2 separate regions of the Homo sapiens genome follow, and region 1 is linked to region 2. Evidence: chromatin contacts called from ENCODE Hi-C data. All regions are on one chromosome and are shown on one strand. Each heading gives the region's core, a stretch centred on a gene start or an enhancer-like site at or near the end of the contact. The rest is flanking DNA. Distances are from core to core; before and after follow the strand shown.

The links. A loop is a pair of places that touch in the nucleus more often than their neighbours do. Pooled maps may share reads with other maps.
Region 1: a loop to region 2 is called in a map of Caco-2, with 16 times the contacts of the local background. The contact joins two enhancer-like sites. A Hi-C loop is called at or near these places in 1 of 168 maps with a recorded cell type or tissue (Caco-2), 1 of 37 single-sample maps with no recorded cell type and 8 of 50 pooled maps.

What each region holds. Positions count from the first base shown.
Region 1 is chr2:100,852,412-100,856,369 of GRCh38, forward strand. All of the region lies in intron 1 of NPAS2 (neuronal PAS domain protein 2), which reads left to right. Among named protein-coding and RNA genes, the nearest start is that of NPAS2, 34 kb to the left of the region's middle. Within about 2 kb of position 1,925, at least 3 of the 41 ENCODE cell types and tissues checked have a DNase peak (open chromatin) inside an H3K27ac peak, as active enhancers do.
Region 2 is chr2:100,982,764-100,986,697 of GRCh38, forward strand. The region is part of intron 16 of NPAS2 (neuronal PAS domain protein 2); the gene reads left to right. Among named protein-coding and RNA genes, the nearest start is that of NPAS2-AS1, 7.6 kb to the left of the region's middle. RefSeq lists enhancers at 182-683, 684-1,183 and silencers at 2,115-2,310, 2,195-2,334. Within about 2 kb of position 2,047, at least 2 of the 41 ENCODE cell types and tissues checked have a DNase peak (open chromatin) inside an H3K27ac peak, as active enhancers do.

The sequences.
Region 1 (3,958 bases), core at 675-3,174, 130 kb before region 2:
AAAAATAAAAAAAGTTTTGAAAGCCTCCAGGAATGGGTGTCTGGCCATTTTGAGGCAAGAATTTTCCCCCATGGAACTCTGCCCATCCACGTAAGAACAGGACTTGTTTTACAGATGTTTGCATCTGTCAATGCAGGGACCCCTGGCTAGCACAGCATACCCCATTTGGCCCCACAAACCTGTCCTTGTCTAGCTAGAGTGGAAAGAAGGGAGACAATGAGACCACTTGTGATGGAGCACTGCAGGAAGGGATTCATGCACTCACAGTGGAGTCACCGCCTCTACATTGCAAGAGAGATGGGAGGCACTGATCCCTGCCCTGGTGTCCTGCACTGTTCAGAGCTACAGGAGAAAAATGAGCAAAATCGCAAGTATGGACCCTTTCTGCCTGCCCCCTGCACAGGCACCAGACTCGGTAGGTTAGCACTAGTTCCTGCAGGGGCGTTCAGTGCTTTCTTTAAAAAAATAAAATAAAATAAATAAAAGACAAAAAAACCCGCTAATGGCTTGATATGAATTTCACTCATTATCTTCCCATAGCCCTTAAAACATCATTAAGTATTAAATTAGCAAGCTGAACTTCCTAAGAGGAGCAAGAATAATTTGAACTCTGGATTTTAATTACTTATCTTATAAACTTCTATCATGTGAGGTAGAGTGAAGAGCCCTGTCTACACCCCTGTGGACTTTCAAAGCAGCTATTTAAGATTTCATAAGACTATCCATTGTGACTACAGTGAATAAATTGTGGTCAAGGGAGTGTATCGATCAAACACCAGAAGGCTCCTCTCAGCTTCTGTCGCAATCTTGCACAGGAGAGAACTAGACCTAAACAGGAGGAAGAGTTGATAAGCAGTAAGCGAACGAATCTTGGTTCTGAAAAGAACAGCATCATATGTAAATTTCAATTTACATTTATTAGAATTTGCTCAGTAAATTGTGCTCTACGATGGAGTCAAGGCCAGATTGGGCTCTATTTCCACAACCCCCTAAGGAGTAGCTCACCAGTGTCCTAAGTGGCTGTTTCCTGGGTGAACATAGTACATATTTGCTGTCACGCTGGGAATACCAGTGAGAATCTCATGCATGGACAGAGGACATGATCATCTTTATGTTTGTAACCTCGGGCCTGGAACAGTCTCCTTTTGTGTTCACTTGATTCTGAAAGGTCAGTGTTTTAGAACAGGCTTTTCACATGGTTCACCAGGAGGCCAGTTAGATCCTGTAGTGAAAGGGCAAACTCATGGCACCCTTCTGCTTCTCAAGGCAGGATGCTGCAGGGGCAGTGAGGTAAGACGGTGGACACGTGGAGGAGAACAAAGGGGAGCCCCAGGGGCATCTGCAGCCAGGTGGAGCCGTTCAGCCTTCTGGCACACATCTGTTGGCTGGGTGGAGGTATGAGGGCGCAGATCTGAAAACCAAGTGGTGACCTAGGGAGGGAACAAGCGCTGTGCAGCATTGATGAAACTTAAAAGATGAAGTCCTGGTCCGGGCACGGTGGCTCACTTCTGTAATTCCAACACTTTGGGAGGCCGAGGCAGGAAGATGGCTTCAGCCCACGACAAAAAAAAAAAAAAAAACACAAAAAATTAGCAGGGCGTGGTGACATGTGCCTCTAGTCTCAGTTACTCGGGAGGCTGAGGTTGGGAGATCAGTTGAGCCTGGGAGGTCAAGGCTGCAGTGAGCAGAGATTGCACCACTGCACTCCAGCCTCGACAACAGGCTTTTGGACATAGCCTGCCTCAACAAAAAAAAAAAAAAAAAAAAAAAAAGATGGAGTCCTGCCTTTGAGTCTGGCTGGTGACCTCTCTGTGGCGTGGCATGTAGCCTTAGAGACGGGCTCCTAGGCATGGAGTGGGAGGACATGGCCATGGGCCGGAGTTGTGGGAGTGGCTGAAACCCAAGCCTAAGTGGCTTAAGGAAGTGAGAGCAACTACTGGGAAGGAAGTGGAGTAGGTGGCTGAATCCAAGCAAGAGAGAGAGACCTCAACCAGGGCCTCAGGGCATGGAACTAGGGTGTTTCTTTGCCTTTTCATGACCCCATCCTGAGACAGACTATGACTCTAGATCTCTATGATAGGGAGAGACCTAGACTCTACCCCAGCAACCCCAGGGGAAAGAGAAAGCATTTTCCCCCCAGCTTTTATACATCAGTCCTAGGGAAAGATTCTAATTGGCCTTGCCTGGTCACAAGGCCCTTCTCTTGGACTCCAGCATTAGCCTGAATTATGATTAGGAGGCCAGGGTCAGGTGCTCACCCTGCGAGTGAGGTGACAAGTACTGTGAGTGACAACCTTGTTAAAACTGTATGGCAGGAATCCACAGGAAATAAATGCAGGCCAAAATAACTGAAGCCCCACAAAGGGAGTACACTCCAAACCTGCTGCTTCGTTTGGTGATACCCATTGTTGGTACGTGCATTCACCTGTCTCTACAGCTGTGCACAGTGTGGCTATTGAGACGCTGAAATGTTGAGTGCTGGACCCTGAAACGCTGTGTGAGATGTGCTGTCAGTGTAAAGTGCATACTGGATTTAAAAGATTTAGTAGGAAAAACGAATGCAAGCTCTGCTATTATTTTTTAATATTGATTATATGTTGAAATAACATTTTGTGTATGTTAGGTGAAATAAAGTGTATTTTCAAAATTATACTCACCCATATAGCTTTACTTGTAAAAATGTGGCTTGTAGGCATTTGAAATTACATATGTGACTCATATTATATTTCTCTTCACACCGCTGTTCTAGACTGTGTTCATATTTCTACCTTGGGGGTATTAATCCTTAAGTCACTATCCACTGGGTCATTAATTTTGTTTTCCTTGACATTATTTCCTCAGACTTCAATGTGCACCCCTGTTTGAGTGTTGGGGGTTTCAGTGAGTCATTGTTTGCCCTTCGTGATTCCTAGACAATTCTCCTAACTTGCTTAGCCTGTCTCACGAAGGCCTCGACCGCGGGTAGAGCTGGAACCACCTGAGATTCGAGGGGAAAAGAGTGAGTGATAGGTGTCACAACTTTTGGAATCTCATTCTTGGATCCTATTTGTGAAGGTTTGCATGTCTCCATGAAAAGCACTAGCATTCCGAGTTGCTTGTCTGTGTTCTTACACATTTTGTTTTTACCTCATTGTTGACCCATCATGCATTTATTCCACAATCCAGATGTGAGAAAGCACTTCAGAGCCTAATCAAAATGGCAGCTCTTTGCCCTCTTGTTGCTCTCATGTTTATCTCCCTCCATTCAGCCTTCTGTCTGTCCTTCCATCCATTCTTTTATCAAGTTGTGACAGCCCCTAGTATGAGCCAGGCATAGGGCCGAATTCAGCAGTGAGGCAACCAGGCCCATTCCCCAAACTCACAGGGCTAGCAGATGGTAGCACCAGCTTCAGCTTTGCTGCATGTCTGATGAATCACTGGCTCTTGACCAACTTTCCCCAAAACTCTTGGAGGAAAAGTGCACAATGCCTAGTACAGAGGGTCTCAGCCCACTCAGCTTGAATGGGGAAGGTTAAGGTAAGGGTTGGAGTCCGTACTGCCTTCTCCCAAGGACTCCTCTGAGAAATAACCCCTCGAAATAACCCCCCTCCCTCCAAACACATTCTACTTATCACATCTTCCAGTAATACATTTTGATTAGAGGGATTGGAGCTAAGAGCCCTACTTAAGCAAAATTAAGGAGCTTTGTCTAAAATTGACATATTGAGAGAAACCCATCCAAAACCAGAACAGAAAAATGGATCCAGCTCTCTCTGGCAATTACAGGTAACTCTCCCTGTGGCATGTAACTGCCCAGTAAAAGTCAGACAAGACCATCCATTAGGATTTAAGTGTCACGTGTTTAATTCTGCTTGCTAATTAGTAGCCTTTCTTTTCCTGAATTAAACGTGTGGTTAATTCTGGTTGAGAACTGTTTCGTTACATGACTATCCACATTCCCGAGCACAGGCTCCCAATG
Region 2 (3,934 bases), core at 797-3,296:
GAGATGGAAGCAGCTCTGTTGTTTCTCATCCAACGCAGGCATCCAGGGAGATGTGGGAAATGATGATATCCATATCACAGCCTACTGGAGACTGCAGAGGGAGCTGGGTGGCTCCCCATTTGTGGTGTGCCAGCAGGGAAGCTCTGCAAAGCCTAGCAGCAGCAGCTCTCACTGTGACCCCCAGATATTAGAATTGTTTGGAGAGGTGTTGTTTTGTTTTGTTTTTTGTTTTGTTTTGGAGGAAAACCTTTACATATTGGATCTCTTTTAATAATATATAATGTTTTACTTACATTAGTCCAGGACTGTGTATCTTCAGAAGTGCCTGATTCTGACCCAGCCTTTGATTGTAAATGTAACTCTAGCTAACCTTGGCGTCTGCCCTGGGAGCACTAAGCATTTGGAGACCCTTAGAAGGGACAGAAAGAAGCAGAAATAACATCTCTGCTGGAGCACTGTCCCTGTTGCTTCCCCCATCACCATCTACGCAGACCCTCCCCTGGCCACACAGCTTCTGAAGTGCAGCCACACCTACCATAGGTGACAGGCGGGTTCTGTCGGGGCACAGCGCCGTGAGCCGGTGCACGCTGAGATTAATACACAGTGGTGCAGGTGTCTGGGGGCTTAGGGAGATGCTCATTTGGCCATCCTGCCTCGCTGAGGTCCCAGCAGCTCCGCCTGGCCCTCAGGGGCACTCCTGGTGGCTTTCTAGATGCTCACTGTCCCTCCCCTTCCTGCCCCTGCACAGGCCTCTCAGAGGTGGCTGCTCACCTTAAAGAGAAGAGCCCCGCCCTGGACAGGCCACCTCCCCACCTGCTCCCCTCAAGACACGGCGTGTGCGCCTTGAGCAGGCTTCACTCAGACAGCCTGGGCCATGCCAGAGCCCTGCTGCTCTCCCCACCTCCTCAGTGCACCCTTAAATTGACCAGAAAAAGGCTCGGCCTTCTCGTGAAAAGAAATGGAGTCACCGAGCTGCCATTCCACCTTTTACCAGAATAGGTAAAAAGTGGCTTTTGACTTACGCCTTCCCAGCTGGAATATTTTTCTCACTGATCCAGGGCCTGACTGGGAGCCCAATGCTTGCCTGACTCCAATTACTTTAATGGAATTTTTACACTAACAGGAAGGGGGAAATCGAGCCAGAAACTGCTAAAATTGAGGTAGGCGTATGAACATCCCCCTCAGTGCCTGGAGTTTTTCTACTTCCTGCCTTTTCTGAATTTTAAAATAACAGGCAGCAAGGTTATCGCTTTCACTCCTGTTATAACAAAGTATTTTTCCTCCTTGTGACCTATGCCTTTGGTTAACCCCAAAGTACCTATGCCACAGTGCACTGAGGGATGTTCTGAGCCGGCCGGCATGGGAATTGCACCCTCCGGTGCCTTCCTGCCCTGTGTTCATTCCTGAGGCCTTATCTTTGCAGTGGAATTTTCCAGAGATCATGGAAATCCACAGATAGTCGAGACAGAGGATATTTCCTCAAGGAGCCTGCCTTGTTTTTTTGTAAGACTTAAAGAAATATGTTCCAAAATGTGATATTTGTTTTTTTTAAACTAAACTGTGTGATTCAAGTGTGAAGAATAAGCAAGTAGAAATGACTCCAGCCCACCCCCAAAAGTAGAGGGATAGATAAAATAAGAATGACAAAACACTGATGATTGTTGAAGCCTAATGGTGATGCCAAGGTTTCATTATATTACTTGTCTATTTTGTATACTTCTAAAATGTCCTGTAATGACAAGTATTTGTAGAAATAAGCAGATAACACTAATGAAAAATCATCTGTGAGTGTAGGATTGGTTTGTTCTTGAAAATTAGAAGTTGTTGGTTTGTTTTCTCTGATAACTTTTCCCACTTGGAGAACTTTTTTTTTTTTTTATGTTTTCTATAAAGTTGACCTCAGAGCCCTTTTAAGTCACCATCTCCTTAAGCCACAAAATTCTACTTTATTGTTGATAAACAGAAGTACGGCTGTGCCCAGCAGCAAACCAGGAACCAGTCCCCCACCCAGTGGCCTTTATCCCAACCTCAGTGGACTTGTGATGCTTTACTTCATTGCTTCAAAACTTTCGTCGAGGCTATATGTGCCTGTGATGCTTACTATTTTTTTTTTTCAAAAAAACCTTGGGTTATGAGGAAGAAGTCCTGAAGGGCTGTTGGTGTTTGCACCTGGATGGGGTCATGAAAATGGGGCTACCTGGACAAGAGCTGTTGTGCTGAAAGGCCCATCGCCCCCTCCAAGGCTGCCTCTTGCTCTTTTTGAGAGCATGCGCGCCCTCTGCTGGCTGCTCAAAGGAATGCCTAGAAGGACACCTGTAGCAATGGCAAATGACGTGTTCCTCAACTGGTTCATCCATCCATCTATCCATCCTTCCTTCCATCCAGCCATCATCTATCCATCCTTCCATCCGTCCTTCCTTCCTTCCATCCAGCCATCATCTATCCATCCTTCCATCCAGCCATCATCTGTCCATCCTTCCATCCGTCCTTCCATCCAGCCGCCATCTGTCCATCCTTTCTTCTGGCCACCCTCCCTTCTATACATCCTTCTGCCCGTCCTTTCTTCCTTCCATCCATCCTTTAGTCCATCCATCCATCTGACAGACACCCTTTATTTACCAGGCACGTGGTTAAGCACTGTGAGGATACAGAAAGATAAACAGGGCAGGGTTTCTACTGTCAGAGGATATACATCGATGGGACAGAGTAGCACACCTTGCTGTTACAGTCTGTTACATAAATAACACCAGCAGACATAGTTTGCCCTTCTCTGAGTGAAAGCACCATTCATATGTTTATTCATTCATACATGCATTTATTCCATTCATTCATTTATCAAACAGTTTTTATATGCCCAAAGAGGCGAAGGAGGAAAAAGCTCCTTTTTTCATTTTGAATGTTATTATCTGACATTCATTCAGTACTTACTATGTCTCAGGTCATTTATATGCATTAACTTCATTTAGTCCTTAATAAGATATATGCTCTTAATGTCACTATTTTTTTTTAATGTCACTATTTTTTACTAATGAGGAAACTAAGGCTTTGAAAAGTTATTAAAATTGCCGAAGGCCATACTGCTAGTAAATGGTAGGGTGGGAATTTGAGCTAAGATAGGTCTGCTTTAAGGTAAATTATACTGCCTCTCATCAATAAAGGTTGGATTTATTCAAACTCTAATCAAAAGGTAAATTGTGTCCTACCAGAAAAACGCATGGTAATTGGGTTTGACTACTAGGTTTTTGCTGAAGTGATGAAGTATAGGTTGCCCTATGTGCTATAAATGAGTCTTATTTTAATAGGGAGCTGGGATTGCATGAAACATGAATCCTCAAAATGTGTAAAATGATGGATACCCAGAAAATTCTTCTTAATTTCTAAAGTGACAAGGAGTCCTCATTTCAAAACTGCAGGCTTCTCTGTGGTGGGTGGGGCATGAGAGGAGTTTGGGGAGGTCCCGTGGGATGGTAGAAAGATCAGAACCCAGCCCCAGCTCAGCCACCTGCCCATCTCGGGCCTCTGGTAAGTGGCTCGACCCCACCCATGAAACAGATGCTTGAGCGAACTGATCCGTAAGTCTCCCCAGCGCGCCTGCATGGTGGGATCCTCGCCTGCCTCTCCAAACCTGCGCTGACACTCAGCAGATGTCAGCCTGTCGGTCCTGTACTGCATATGAGGTGGGACTGCACTGAGTACAGGAATGGGGTGAAAAACGTCAGATGCTGGGAGCCAGAGAGCCTTCCCCCTAAAGAACTCCAGGCTAAGGGCCTGATGGACTGGAACAGTGTATGTTGAGAATCATGATAGACACAGTGCCATCTGATGTTTTTAATACCCAAGAGGTACTTTTGTTTAAAAAGCCAGTTTCAGGTCTGTCATTAAATTATTATTAAAATTACAAAAGTTGTCTTTCTTAAAACTTTAGAGTCAACTG